Regions from separate parts of the Homo sapiens genome. Here region 1 is linked to region 2. A link is an interaction called in ENCODE POLR2A ChIA-PET data of the cell type or tissue named here. Cell type or tissue: CD4-positive, alpha-beta T cell. All regions are shown on one strand.

What was found. Peaks named below come from ENCODE experiments on the same cell type or tissue, not always from the same donor. Only the 100,000 strongest peaks of a DNase experiment are listed, where the experiment ranks them.
Region 1: POLR2A ChIA-PET joins it to region 2 with 5 read pairs; 4 of 35 experiments call an interaction of 5 or more read pairs at or near these places.

What each region holds. Positions count from the first base shown.
Region 1 is chr16:4,015,340-4,023,339 of GRCh38, forward strand. The region is part of intron 2 of ADCY9 (adenylate cyclase 9); the gene reads right to left. Among named protein-coding and RNA genes, the nearest start is that of TRIDDENT, 69 kb to the left of the region's middle. RefSeq lists a silencer at 1-243. In CD4-positive, alpha-beta T cell, no CTCF peak of the experiment used is centred here; a DNase peak (open chromatin) is centred at 1,552; H3K4me3 peaks cover 439 bases.
Region 2 is chr16:4,074,462-4,082,461 of GRCh38, forward strand. All of the region lies in intron 2 of ADCY9 (adenylate cyclase 9), which reads right to left. Among named protein-coding and RNA genes, the nearest start is that of ADCY9, 38 kb to the right of the region's middle. In CD4-positive, alpha-beta T cell, no CTCF peak of the experiment used is centred here; DNase peaks (open chromatin) are centred at 3,040 and 7,240.

The DNA of each region.
Region 1 (8,000 bases), 59 kb before region 2:
TCAGAGACCTTCGCCTCCCACCTCTAAGAAACCTCTTGAATTAGGGTTTACTAGCACGAGCCTTCACAAAGACTGTAGAAATGAGTCTCTGAGAGACGACACCCAGCACACCCAGCACACCCAGCACACCAGCGAACAGCCCACCAGGTGCTATCGCTGTCATTCATTTGCTCATTCGCTCGTTCATGCACCCAGCAGACTAAATGTTTACTGAGTACTTACCGAAGGTTAGGATCTGGGCTAAGGGTTGAAAGAAATAAATAGGTTAAAAAAGAAAAAAAGCCACCTAGGTGACTTTCACTCCAATGCTTGACCTCAGTTCCCTTGTCTAGATAATGGAAATGCTGGCCGGCGCGGTGACTCACGCCTATAATCCCAGGACTTTGAGAGGCCGAGGTGGGCAGATCACTTGAGGTCGGGAGTTCAAGACCAGCTTGGCCAACATGGCAAAACCCTGTCTCTACTAAAACTACAAAAATTAGCCAGCTGTGGTGGCAGGTGCCTGTAAGTCCCAGCTACTCGGGAGGCTAAGGCAGGAAAATCTCTCGAACCCGGGAGGCAGAGGTTGCAGATAGCCGAGATCACGCCACTGCACTCTAGCCTGGGTGACAGAATGAGACCCTGTCTCAAAAAAATAAAAGAAAAAGAAAACGAAAATGCTGTGATATGATGGTCATATCATAGCACAGGGCTGTTGTGAGGATTAAATGAGTTGATTCAGGTAAACAGGGACATCCGAAAAAGGGAAAGACGGTGCTTGTCCTGAGAACAGCTGTGAATGTGAGGACAGTCAGTGAGTGACGATCTGGACCCACAAGAAGAGAGTCATATGCATTCAAGTCCAAGTGTCTATGGGCTGTTCAGAAGCAACAAATGGCACTTCAACAATGAGTTGCAGACAACAAAATGGAAATGAAGGTCTGCAATAACTATTAAGAATCCTGTAACAGAGCAGAGTTTAAATAATGGGAAGAGGCTATGAAACAAGAGAGCTGGGGAAAGATACCAGAACTGAAACAGACCACCAGCTGATCACCTTTTATTTGTGAAATGACAGCACCAAATGCACCAGATGCCACAGACGGGAGGGAGGGGGATAGGTCACGTCGGCAGAGGGAGGGGGTCAGGTCACACCTGCAGCAGGGACGGGGGTCCCAGACCGTGTTCTTGTCCCTAGAGAGCTAACAGCTCATCCGTAGGTTTCTAAGAGGTGCTGATTCAAGCACACAGTGTAGATGATGAAAAATAGATTATAGAAAGAAGAGAAAGGAAAAACTAAATTTAAAATCTGAGACTAGGTAGCCACTAAATACTTGAAAACAAAAAAAGGGAATACACTGAAAATGGAAATAAAGCTGTATGATGTTTAGTTAAAGAAGCCAGTCCCAAAAGGCCACGAACTAGGTGATCCCCTTTATATGAAATGTCTGGCATAGGGAGATCTGTAGACACAGAAAGCAGATGAGTGGCTGCCATGGGTTTAGGAGAGAGAGGGTGTAACTGCTAACGGATGCAGGGTTACTTTTTGGGGTGACGAAAATGTAAAATTAGGTTGTGGTGATGGTTGCACAACACCATGAATATACTAAAAACCACCAAATCATACACTTGAGAGGGTGAATTGCATCATATGTGAATTATACGTCAATAAAGCTGTTTTTTTGAAAAAGAAAAGGAAGCTGGGTGTGGTGGTGCATTTCTGTGATCTCAGCTACTTGGGAGGCTGAGGCAGGAGGACTGCTTGAGCCCAGGAAATGAAGGCTGCAGTGAGCTATGACTGTGTCACTATGCTCCAGCCTAGGTGATAGGGTGAGACCCTGTCTCAAATATAATAATAATATTAATAATACAATAAAATAAACTAAATACAGTAATGTGAACATCAACAAGGTGCAATAATTCTGAGATTTAGAGAAGAAATAAAATAAAGCTGGGAAGAAATACACCCTCCCTGAGAATACAAGGTAGAGTGAGCAGTAGCAGGTAAATGAAAAATATTAAAGGCTTAGAAATAGATAATGTGGGCCAGGCATGGTGGCTCACACCTGTAATCCCAGCACTTTGGGAGGCCGAGGCGGGGGGTTGCTTGAGGTCAGGAGTTCAAGACCAGCCTGACCAACATGGTAAAACCCTGTCTCTACTGAAAATACGAAAATTAGCCAGGCGTGGTGATGCACGCCTGTAATCCCAGCTACTTGGGAGGCTGAGGCAGGAGGATCACTTGAACCCAGGAGGCAGAGGTTGCAGTGAGCCAAGATCGCACCATTGCACTCCAGCCTGGGCAGCAGAGTGAAACTCCTTCTCAAAAAAAAAAAAAAAAAGATAATGTGGTAGAGCTAGGGCAGAAAAACATGCAAGTCAAGAATAAGGCCAAATAACCTTGAAGAACTAAAAATTCAACATAGCAAAAGTTCAGAAGTCTGGGAGAGATTAAATAAAACAAAACAAAAGAAAATTTGACCTTCATGAAATAGCTCCAAGAATCATCCAATTTGCAGCTCTCACTATTGTAGTCCAACCTAAAAACGCCGGGCCGACACCCACATTGTCTTCTTCGAGCACAAACACACTTCTCCTGCAGCAGGTGTAGCCCGCACAGCATGGTGAGCCCAGCCACACCCGCACGCCAGACGCTTGGCCACAGAAACGCAGAAGCGGCCACTGTCCTTGCCTGGAACACAGATGGGCCTTTTCATCCAGGAGGAGATTTACTTGCAAAGGCATTTTCTTCTGACCCACAGGTGGTTATACCTGCACTGACACCTCCTGTGGGCATCTTCAGCTGGAAGAAAGGCCACCGAGGCTGCGGAGCCACCTCGCCTGTAAACATCATATCATGCAAAGGAAAAGCTCTAAGTTGCGGAATATTCTTCTCTTTTTTTTTTTTTTTTTGAGATGGAGTCTCGCTCTGTTGCCCAGGCAGGAGTGCAGTGGCATGATCTCGGCTCACTGCAACCTCTGCCTCCCGGGTTCAAGCAATTCTCTTCCACAGCCTCCTGAGTAGCTGGGATTACAGGCACCTGCCACCATGCCCGGCTAATTTTTGTGTTTTTAGTACAGTTGGGGTTTCACCATGTTGGCCAGGCTGGTCTTGAACTCCTGACCTCAAGTGATCCACCCGCCTCGGCCTCCCAAAGTGCTGGAATTACAGGCGTGAGCCACCGCGCCCGGCTGATGCTGAACATGCGTGACTAACCTTCCGCGGGAGCAGTCATGCCGCTGCCTTCACCACCTGTTGCTTCTGGGAAATGTGGATCCAGGCTGCTGGCTCTCTCCCAGATCGTATCTGCAGCACAGGCACATGCTTGCTGTGAATTTCCACACTTGTCAGATCACCCGGTTTTCAACTTGTTTTCTAGTTTTCTCTCTTTTGAAGAGTATTTTGCACACTGGCTGGGGCAGAGGCTGACAGTTTCCCAGACTGTGTTTTCTTGTTTACAGAGCACATGCAGACTTGTTCGAGTCATCTAACGGAGAAACCCAAAAACCTCCATTTTCTCCTGAGATATCTCTGCTATCTCTAATTTCACTTCAGCAGCACTGGTGGCTGAAATACTATGGACTATGTATTTCGGACTTCCTTTTTCTGAACTTTTCTGGAAGAATCGCAGTTGTGTGTGTGTGTGTGTGTTTTGTTTTGTTTTGTTTTTTTAAGAGAAAAGGTCTTTCTCTGTCACCCAGGCTGCAGTGCAGTGGCATGATCACGGCTCACTGCAGCCTCGACGTCCTGGGCTCAAGTGATCCTCCCACCTCATCTTCCCAAGTAGCTGGGATGACAGGTGTGCACCACCAAGCCCACCTTCTTTTAAAAAAAAATTTTTTTTTAAAGATGGAATCTCACTATGTTGCCCAGGCTGGGCTTGAACTCCTGGCCTGAAGTGATCCTCCGGCCTCAGCCTGCCAAAGTGCTGGAATTACAGGCATGAACCACCATGCCCAGACTCAGGTATTTATTAATAACCTCAAGGTGTTGCTGCACATTCCATAAGTTGAGAGCAGGTCCACTCTGCCACCCAGGGATGTCCCAGGCTGGGCGATTTGTTCTCCCACTGCACACCATGCAACTGTCATTTATGCCTTAAGAAAATCCCATTGAAGTTGTGGACTCAATGCACAATCAAAACTGAAAGCAAAACCGAGGCAGTGAGTAGTGAGTGCCCAAGCACGAGAGGAGGGGACAAAGGCTGGGTCCCCGGCCATCAACAAACGGAGAGCTAGCTCATAAAACAGTGACCTGGAGCTTCAGTCAGCAGCCCTCACTCCCAAAAGGGGTGAGGAGTCTTCAGAAACTCCCCTGTCTTATGGCAGAAAGCTGAGCTCTGCACAGACCCTGGAAAAACCACTGTTGTCAAAGGAGAGATGGAAGTGGGCAGAAAGCCCAGGAAGGAGGGTTCCAGACTAGTGGAGGTACTAGCCTCAAACAAGACAGCTGAGTACTTAGAGAAGAAGAGATACATGCCAGGCATGGTAGCTCATGCCTATAATCCCAGCACTTTGGGAGGCCAAGGTGGAAGGATCACGTGAGGTCAAGAGTTTGAGACCAGCCTGGCCAACATGGTGAAACCCTGTCTCCACTAAAAATACAAAAATTAACCGGGCGTGGTGGCGGGAGCCTGTAATCCCAGCTACTCGGGAGGCTGAGGCATAAGAATCACTTGAACCCAGTGGGTGAAGGCTGCAGTGAGCTGAGATCGCGCCACTGCACTCCAGCCTGGGCAACACAGCAGACTCCATCTCAAAAAAAGAAAAAGAAAAAGAAAAAGAACTTTCTATGAACTTCCCGTGATGATGGGTACATCCTGTAGCCGTCCAGTTCTGTGGCCTCCAGGCACATGTGGCTACTGACCACTCGAAATGTAGCTAGTATGAACAAGGAATTAATTTTTTAATGATTTCAATTATAATTTAAATTTTAAACAGCTACATGAGGCTGGCAGCTATGTAGGAAGCAGTGAAGATCCACATCCTTCCTTATTGGTGAAAGGAATGAATTGGAAACAGAAAGTTCTTTTTTACCTTTATTAAATAAACGTGAAGTCATAAGAACTACTAAAAGAAAATGGGTGGGATAAAAGTAAAACTAAATATGAAACCAGTAAGTATTCACTGTTATTTATTATAGATGACATTTAGACGCAAATACGAGAGGGAGAGTACCCTGTATATTAATAGCAGGGATAGCCAATTACAAAGTGGAATAAGCCAGGCGTGGTGGCTCACGTCTGTAATCCCAGCACTTTGAGAGGCTGAGGCGGGTGGATCACTTGAGGCCAGGAGTTCGAGACCAGCCTGGCCAACAAGGTGAAAACCCCTCTCTACTAAAAAATATACAAAAAATTAGCTGGGCTTGGTGGCACACGTCTGTAGTCCCAGCTGCTTGGGAGGCTGAGGCAGGAGAATGGCGTGAACCCAGGAGGCGGAGCTTGCAGTGAGCTAAGATCGCGCCACTGCACTCCAGCCTGGGCGACAGAGCGAGACTCCGTCTCAAAAAAAAAAAAAGAAAGTGGAATAGAAACAGTTACTCTATCGAACAAAATAGCAGATAATGTTTTAGAATAAAGAAACAAAAGAGCTGGAAACATTTGAACGTTTTCAAAAAAAACCCTATAAGTGGGATGAGATACTGGTTCACAACTCTAATTTAGAGCCTATATAAACACATTAGCTTGACCTTGCTTGACATACATTATTTCTAAAAAATGTTTTAAATGTGAATATTTAGAAGATACACCATATTTTCTGCTTTTTATATACTATAAATTTTACTATGTGAGTTTAAAAAGTGGTTGGTAAAACACACACCCAAGCTCTCTGATCTTTCACACCCATTAAAAGCAGCACATGTATTAAACACACTGCTGCACAATGGGCGTGCCATGGGTGCTCTCCAACCGCATTGGGCTTGAATGTTTAACTAGGCCTGAAGCCACAGTGCTAACAAGATCTGGCAGAGACAGACAAGGCCACGCCGGCAGCAGGTGTTTCAGGAAAGGTATTACTCCACCATCCCTTGCGCTGAAGCCTTAGCCTCAGGCAAATTCATGAACCAGGTAGAATCTAATTCAGGTCACTTTGGCCAATCTCCACTTTCTACCAGCCTCCTCCAGGTCCCTACTGCCTCGGGAGGCCCCCTACCCACCTGCCAACCTATCCCCTCACCATCTACCGGCACCAAGTCTGTGTGAGCACACTGTAGATACACGAGCTCCGTCCCAACTCAGAGCTAGGAGAGTATCAGAGGCCAAACGCCTGCCCCCTGCTTCTGGGCTCCACCAGCAGCCTGGGAGGCCACCCCCTGCAGCTGACTCATCTGCATACTGAGACTTCCTGACACAAATGGAGGTGACAATATTCGTTCCCCCATCATATCCCAGAAATTCCCTTATTGCCGACATCCATTCTGGGTTTTTACTGCGCTTCACACGAGGACAATTCCAGGCTGAAGTGGCAGGTCCCAGCACCAGACTCCACTTCATCAGAACACTTCTGTTAGAGTCTTTGAAACGCATGAAATCCCCTTTAGGGTCCATAATAACGCCTTCTGGAAACTCGACGGCAAGCCACTCACCCTCAGCCCTATCAGACCCCATGGCTCCTTACATTTCTGTGACATACTTAATTTGCAATGTCCTCTTTTCCATCATGAAATAAAATTAAATTCATGGACAACATAACCTTTAATCACTGAGACCATAAAGGACACCTCCAGCAGCTGACTAGCCTTCCCTCAGCCACCTTTGTGCCCAGCCTAAGGGCAGGGTGGCACCGGAGCCTCCATGCTTCAAAGGTGGCCACCAGGGCCCATCCCCCTTTCCATGCTTCTCCCTGCCCAGAGAGAAACAGCCTGAGGACAGGTTAAAGACTAAATACAACCAGGCATGGTGGCTCATGCTTGTAATCCCAGCAATTTGGGAGGCCGAGGTGGGAGGATCACTTGAGGTCATGAGTTTGAGACCAGCCTGGCCAACATGGTGAAACCCCATCTCTACTAAAAACACAAAAATTAGCCAGGCCTGGTGGCCCATGCTGTAATCACAGTTCCTCAGGAGGCTGAGGCATGAGAATGGCGTGAACCCGGGAAGCGGAGCTTGCAGTGAGCCGAGATTGCACCACTGCACTCCAGCCTGGGCACCAGAGCGAGACTCCGTCTCAAAAAAAAAAAAAAAAAAAAAAAAGACTAAGACTATGCCACAATTCCGCATATGCATGTATTTATTATATACATATATGTATAAGGTACATATTTGTATGTGTATATCCGTGCATATGTGTATACCTGCAGCAATTTTTTTTAAAAGGAGAAAATAGGCCAGAGCCAGTGGCTCATGCTTGTAATCCCCGCAATTTGGGAGGCTGAAGCAGAAGGATTGCTTGAACCCAGGAATTCAAAGCCTCAGTGAGCTGTGACTGCACCATTGCACTCCAGCCTGGGTATCAGAGTAAGACCCTGTCTCTAAAATATAAATTAATAAATAAAAATTAAACGGAGAAAATTTCTTAACAACTTTTATCCTATTCATTCTTTCAACACATAATAAGCTCCTGAAATCCGTTAAGAATGAGATTAGACCTATTCTAAATCCTACTAACACCTTACATTGACTCTGTCTTATTAATCTCAGTACTGTAGTACCTGGGGGAAGGCGCAGCACCGTGGACACTCAGAAACGTCAAGAATCAAATCACATCTCTACAACGGTGGTCCATCTGCAAACAGCGTGGAGATCAAGGAAGGGCAGAACAAAGTACTGAAAGTGCTGTCATTTCTCTGGAGGGTGAATTACACAGACCAACTTTCTTCACATAATAAGAAACAAGAAGTTGTTTGTTTATGGGTTCTATGGGAGCACCCGCTGCAGGCCACGCTAGACGCTGGTGATAAAACTGTGAACATGGCGTCCATCACCTGACTCAGTGGTAGGAACCAGTGGCAGGGAGAATCCACAAGCAAGGACCCGAGTCACCAGCTGTGATTAAGAGCCAGGAAGAAAGCAAAAGCT
Region 2 (8,000 bases):
AGGTGGGAGGAGCACTTGAGGCCAGGAGTTCAAGACCACGCTGGGCAACATAGTGAGGATCTGCCTCCGCAAAAAAAAAAAAACAAAATTTAAATTAAAAAAACAATTAGCCGGGCATGGTGGTGTACGCCTATATTCCCAGCTACTTGGGCGACAGAGGCGGGTGGGTCGCTTGAGCCCAGGAGGTCGAGGCTTCAGTGAGCTACGATCATGCCATTGTACCCCAGTCTGGATGACAGGGCAATACCCAGTGGCAAAAAAAAAAAAAAATAGAAAACACACTAGCAAATTGTCTACAAAGTGGAAGGTTAAAAAGTGATCGAGGGGAAAAAAAAGCAGTTCGGTATTTCTTTACATAGACAATTCAAAAGGTTGTTCTGAATCTCACAAAGATTTATTGAAAGTTGTTACACTTTTAAGTACTACTTTATGGCCGGGTATAGTGGCTCACACCTGTAATCCCAATACTTTTGAGAGGCTGAGGCAGGAGGATCGCTTGAGCCCAGGAGTTCAAGGCCAGCCTGGGCAACATGGTGAGACCCCGTCTCCACAAAAAAATAGAAAAATTAGCCAGCTATGGTGGTGCATGCCTGTAGTCCCAGCTACTCAGGAAGCTGAGGTAGGAGGATCACTTCAGCCCAGGAAGCTGAGGCTACAGTGAGCTGTGATCATGCCACTCCACTCCAGCCTGGGTGACAAGGTGAGACCTGTTACTATATATATATGGAGTGCAGTGGCACCATCTTGGCTCACTGCAACCTCCGCCTCCCGGGTTCAAGCAATTCTCCTGTCCCAGCCTCCCAAGTAGCTGGGATTACAGGCATGTGCCACCACGCCCAGATAATTTTTGTATTTTTAGTAGAGATGGGGTTTTGCCATGTTGGCCAGGCTAGTCTCGAACTCCTGACCTCTGGTGATCTGTCCACATCAGCCTCCCAAAGTGCTGGGATTACAGGCATGAGCCACCGTGCCTGGCCAGTGCCTAATTTTAATCTCTTACTAAATTAACCACTAAATTAATTTTTTAAACCCCAGAGGAACATTAATTTACAGCAGAAGAGGTAAGGGAAAACTGGATGTACTGGCAAGAAATGTACCCGGTCCCATGTGTGCAATCTGTCAACATGTAAATACTGAGCGTCTGCTAAACACCATACACCAGGGACACAAAAATGTTGCAAAATGTGTCCTGGAGAGCTCAGTGAAGGGGAGACACAACTCCAAAGACCCATTAACGCAAAAGGAGGTAAAAAGAGACCTGGCAAGGAATGGCGGCTGGGGCAGCGGGGGGGCCAGGCGGGAGGGCTCAGGAAAAGCTTTCCAACGGAGATGCTACTGGATCTTGTAAGGTGGGCAGGGGTCCAACCTGCACAGATACCTGGCTGAGAGTATCTGGCTTATTTGGGAAAAATGCAGGCAGTGTTTTTTGGAGAAACAGATAAATTTTAAGTCTGGAAGAGTTCATAGGGGTTCTATTATCCTGAAATGCATCGCTGTTATTTCTTTAAGTGACAGATATCTAGTTAATGAGGAGAAAAGGCAGGCACAAAAGCACAACGTGATGACAGAGCAAATGCAAAATAACAGCTGGGTGGCGTAGCACATGCCTGTGGTCCCAGCTACTTGGGAGGCTGAGGTGGGAGGATCACTTGAGCCCACGAGTTCGAGGCTGCAGTGCGCTACCATCACACCTGTGAACAGCCACTGTACTGCAGCCTGTGCAACACAGCAAGACCCCCGTCTTACAAAACAAAAATGCAAAACAAAATTAGTGCCCAATTTCTCAGGTTTATGCCTAGTTGCTAATCTGTGACATCTCTGTTAGAAAAGCTAACAAGAGCCTAAAAGAAAAATTCAAGTCAGCTCCAGGACTGATGGTGGCAAATCTACAACTCCTTCCACTTAAAAATTCAACAAAATAAGAGATTTAGATTTTTGCATTTTTGTGTGCCCAAAGAAAAAGGCTCCAGTTTTCTGTTTCGTGTTCCATCAGCTTACATAACCTAACTCGTCCCACACAAAGACAGACGAATGATTTTTCTTGCAGATGAAATATTCCCAAGCTCTCACCTCTAAGGTCTAAGTGGATCTTGTGATAACCAGCACAAAGTGAGGCTGGGGATTTGAAAAGAAAATACCAGAAATGGTTACCAAAAACTGACAAGAGCACCCAAACAGCATCTGTGATCGCTAGAAGATAGACGCACTGACAAATTAAGGAGCCATTAATTAGTTTCAAAGAGAACCAAATGGCATCAATAATTTTTTTTTTAGACAAGGTCTTGCTCTGTTGCCCAGGCTGCAGTGCATCAATAATTAAGAATCAGCCTCCTGGCTGGGGGCGGTGGCTCACGCCTGTAATCCCAGCACTTTGGGAGGCCAAGGGAGGAGGATCACCTGAGGTGAGGAGTCCGAGACCAGCTTGGCCAACATGGTGAAACCCCGTCTCTACTAAAAATACAAAAATTAGCCGGGCATGGTGGCAGGCACCTGTAATCCCAGCTACTCAGGGGGCTGAAGAAGGAGAATCGCTTGAACCTCAGAGGTGGACGTTGCAGTGAGCCGAGATCACGCCATTGCATTCCAGCCTGGGGGACAAGGTTGAGACTTCGTCTCAAAAAAAAAAAAAAAGAATCAGCCTCCTTTCTGTACACGCTTTCCACAGCTAGCATGCGGACTCACTGGACTACAGGGTGTAAGATGAGGCCAACTGTAAGCCCTATACAGGGAAGTTACAGTTTTGTTCAAAACTCACTCACAATTGGGAACAGCCTGAGACCATGCCTGCATGGAACAGCACAGCCTTGTCCCCCCCCGAGGACACTTCCTGTGACATCTGGAGAGATGAGCAGATTCACGAGGCCCAGGAGGGTTTTCAGGTGGTCTTTCTGGCTGTAGAGAGATCAAACACACCCTTCCCCAACGTCCTTTAGGAGTAAATGACCAATTTAGCAACAATGAGCACTCAAGAAGTACGCCAGCATTCTCTTTATTATGATTATTTCCTGCACATTACATCATGCCTTCTTTTCTTACAGCGGGAAAACACCCACACACACGCACACAGGTATATGCACACACACACATCAAAAGTTACTGTAACTCCTAAGCAGAGAATAGGCATATTTTTGGCCTTTACCTTTCAGTCCAATTTTTTAAAATGAGATATAAAAACTGAAAAGGAGGGGATTTTAAATTTATATGATTTTCTGCCAAGAAAAATCTAAGGCTATCTGATTTTTAAAAATCAGACACAGGCCAGGCGCGGTGACTCACACCTGTAATCCCAACACTTTGGAAGGCTGAGGTGGGTGGATTACTTGAGGTCAGGAGTTTGAGACCAGCCTGGCCAGCATGGCAAAACGCCATCTCTACTAAAAATACAAAAGAAATTAGCCAGGCGTGGTGGTGCACACCTGTAATCCTAGTACTTGGGAGTCTTCGGCAGAATTGCTTGAACCCAGGAGGCAGAGGTGGTAGTGAGCCAAGATGGTGCCACTGCACTCCAGCCTGGGCAATAAAGTGAGACTCTGCTTCAGAAAAAAAAAAAAAATTCAGACACAATAAGCATTCAATTAAGTGTCCAGTTACAAAGAAAAATAACATGTTCAGCTTCATAGTTTCTTATAAAGTTAAACACACTCATCATACAACCCAGTCACTCCACTCCTATGCATTTAACCGAAACAAATAAAAATATACATCCACGGAAGACTTGTGAATGTTCACAGCAACTCTATTCATAATAGCCAAGAACTGCAAGCAACTCAAATATTCATCAACTGATAAACTGATTTTTTAAAATGGTGGTATATCCAGTCCAGGCACAATGGTTCATGCTTGTTATCCCAACACTTTGGGAGGCCAAGGTGGGAGGATTGCTTGAACTCAGAAGTTTGAGACCAGACTGGGCAATATAATGAGACCTCCATCTCTACAAAATACTTAAAAATTAGCCAGGTGTGGTGGTGTACACCTGTAGTCCCAGCTACTTGGGAGGCTGAGGTGGGAAGATCACCTAAGCCTAGGAGGTCAAAGCTGCAGTGAGATCACGCCACTGCACTCCAGCCTGCCTAGAGTGAGACCCTGTCTCAAAAAAAGAAAAAAAAAAAAGAAAACAAAAACATAAAAGTATTAGAAGAAAATATAGGTTAATATTTTACATAGTCCTCAGGTGGGGAAGGCTTTTCTAACCATGATACTAAAGGTAGAAACCATAAACAATGATTGATAGATAAGACCAACATAAAGATTTTAAATTTCCACATATCAAGAAATATCACGATTGAAAGACAAATTAGAAAATGGGAGGCATTTTACAACATATATGGAAGACAAAGATTTAAGATACTTACATAAATAAAGAACTTTCACAAATCAGTAAGGAAAAGACAACCAATTCACAAGCAACTCATGAAGAAATACAAAAGGGCAACACACATATGAAAAAGAGATTTGGCCCCACTACTAATTATCGTGGGCAAAGACAACGGCAAATAAGGATATTCATCACACTGTTATAATTGACAATATTATATTTCATCGAGTCTAAGATGCCAATGATGATGTTTCATTACTTTTTGTTCTATTAAAATATAATGCAAAGTGCTGCCAATTAAACTATGACATACCATTAAATTATACAATGCATCCTGATGTGAGGGATGGCTGGATTATTAACAGTTTCATATTGTGATATACAATGATTCAAAGCTGGAAACAATCTACATTTCCAACAAGAGATATTTCCTGAATAAATTATAGTACATCCCCAGAATAAAATCTAAGTCATTTAAAATGATGATACAGATGTATGTACAGACTTGGCCAGGCATGGTGGCTCACGCATGTAATCCCAGCACTTTGGGAGGCCAAGGTGGGTGGATCACCTGAGGTCAGGAGTTGGAGACCATCCTGGCCAACATGTTGAAACCCCGTCTCTACTAAAAATACAAAAATTAGCTGGGTGTGGTGGCGGACGCCTGTAGTCCCAGCTACTGGGGAGTCTGAGGCAGGAGAATCTCTTGAACCCGGGAGGCAGAGGTTGCAGTGAGCCGAGATCATGCCCCTGCACTTCAGCCTGGATGACAGAGCAAGACTCTGTCTCAAAAAAATAAAATAAAATAAAATAAACAAAGATGTACATACAGATTTAAGTGGAAAGGTATTCATGATCCATGAATGGTGTTTAATGGTGTTAATGGTGTTTAATGGTGTTAATGGTGTTTAATGGTGTTAATGGTGTTTCATATGACACCATTATATCTATATATATTTATATGCATTGATATATATTTGATTTTGAATAAATATTTGATATATATCGTATATGCACTGAAAAAGTCTAAAAACCTCATGTTGAAACATTCAAAATGGCTATCTCTAGTTGGTAAATGTTTTTTTAATCTTCTTTTTGCTTATCTGTCTTTTCTAAAACACCAAAAACATGTTTTACTTTTATAATAAAAAATTAATAAAAATAAGATGGTCACCCCCTTTGCCATCTGCCAAAACAGAGAGCTTCAAAAGTCACACATTCCTTAAAGCTGCAGTATTTACAAAGGAAAGAAAAACCTTCAAGCAATCTAAAAAGCTCAAACAGGAAATGATTAAACTATGGCATATTAATTCAAAGAAATACTATATTATGTAGATGCACAGGAAAATCCCCATGAAATAGCAACAGAAAACTCAAACACAAAATGACCAACATCAATTTTAACAAAGAAAAAAATTACCACCTGTACCTAAGAATTTAAAGAAGTTAACAGAGGTAATTTTTCTTTTCTTTACTTTTTTTTTGAGACAGTCTTGCTCTGTTGCCCAGGCTCTAGTGCAGTGGCATGCTCTTGGTTCACTGCAACCTCCATCTCCCAGGCTCAAGTGATTCTCCTGCCTTAGCCTCCCGAGTAGCTGAGACTACAGGCGTGCGCCACCACACCCGATTAATTTTTGTATATATATATACATTTTTTGATAGAAATGGGGTTTTGCCACGTTGGCCAGGCTAGTCTCAAACTCTTGGCCTCAAGAGTGATCCTCCCGCCTCAACCTCCCAAAGTGCTGGGATTTCAGGCATGACCCACCGTTCCCAGCCCAACGGAAGAAATTTTTCTAATAGGCTTCAGAGAATTATGTGTTTTGACCTTTCCATTAATGTCTTATATAAAATTAGTTTGACAGAAACAATAAAAAATATATACACCTTCAGAATCATGACGGCGTTCTCCAGGCCTCTACCAGAAACATTTTTTTCGTTTTTTTTTTTTTGTAAAAATATCAATTTTATGCTCCAAAAACATTCCACATGGCAACCAAGGTCCCGTAGAGAGCACTTTTTCCCCCTTGCCTCTTCTTTAAACTCCTAATTCAAAATTTTGGTTTCTGATAACCTGCTCAGGATAAAAAGAAAATCTCACATAGAAATGCCTTTACTACAGGGAAATGGAGCAAGAAATTTCCCTTGTCTCTGGGATTGCTTTTTTCTGTTTTCTGGTTAAGGAAAACATTTCAAAGTTCATAAAAACAAGGAACTAAAATTAGAGAGATGAGAACTGAACCTTGACTCGAGGTAGGGAAAACACTATTTTTAAACCGAGAAATATTTCTAGGTCTGTGCTTTATGAGAAAGGAAGACGAGCGTGCTCATGTGTGTGGATGGTGTGGCCTGGGGAGGGACGGTGGCAGGAGAAAACCATCTCCCGCAGCGGGGCATTCCCTGCACCTCACACACATCTGCTCTCGTGGAACACAAACTGGAACTAATCAGCAGGCGGCACCTGGGAATTCTAGTCACTTAACAGCAGGGAGAAGGTTGCACGTTGCTCACAGCAGATCATGAAGCCATCTCCACCTCCTGCTGTCACCATCCTCAGAACCAGCAGTGGCTCCATGGCTCCCTGACTCCAGAGGAGCTGGCCGCACAGGAGACCCTCTGTCATTCCTGCAGAACAGCTAATGCTTTGCAGAGCTCCAGATGTAAGTTTAAGAAATACGTTTGTTATAAGGTTTCTTAACAAGACACATCAGTGATATCTAAGACTCTTAACAGGTGACTATTAAAGAAATAAATCTCTTCCACATATTAAAACCACATTCATCCTGACAGTCATAGCCCAGCTCGAAAGCCTTCGAGAGTGCTTTTACCTCCCACCACATCAAATCTAGATTTCTTCCTTTCATCCTGACACCCACATGTTCAACATCACAGCACATGCGGGGAGCCCCCAGGGTGCAGGAGGGGAGGAGGGCGCTGTGTCTGCAGGGGCGTGTGGGTAAAAGCAAGAGAGGGTGTAACGGTGGGTGGGGGGAGGGTGCTGTGTCTGCAGGGGCGTGTGGGTAAGAGCAAGAGGGGGGCAGCAGGGGAGGAGGGCGCTGTGTCTGCAGTGGCGTGTGGGTAAGAGCAAGAAAGGGGGCGGCGGGGGAGTCTTGGAGAAGGGAGGGGTGCGGAGGGGCACTGCCTTGTGAGGTCACTGGTGGTGATGTGGGTTCCAAGCAGCAAGAAAAAGGGATTGAGGCCAAGCTGGAGAACTGAAGGCAAGTCACGCACAGGCAGAGTTGGTTAAATGATCCAATTTCACAAGTTTCTCCTAGAACAAGCAGCTACATTTTCATTTTTTAAAATGCTGCATGAAGGTTGGGCAGTGGCTCACACCTGTAATCCCAGCACTTTGGGAGACTGAGGCAAGAGTGTCACTTGACACCAGGAGTTAAAGACCAGCCTCGGCAACATAGCGAGACCCTGTCTCTACAAAAAAAAAATTGAAAATTAGCCAGGCATGGTGGTACACGACTGTATTCCCAGATACTCAAGAGGCTGAGGCAGGAGGATGGCTAGAGCCCAGGAGATCAAGGCTACAGTGAGCCACTATTGCCACTGCACACCAGCCAGGGCAACAGAACAGGACCCTGTCTCAAAAGAAAAAAAACAAACAAAATTCTATGTTTTAACTAAAGTCACAGCCACTAATGCATTGCATCCCTAAGAATCATTTTCTTTC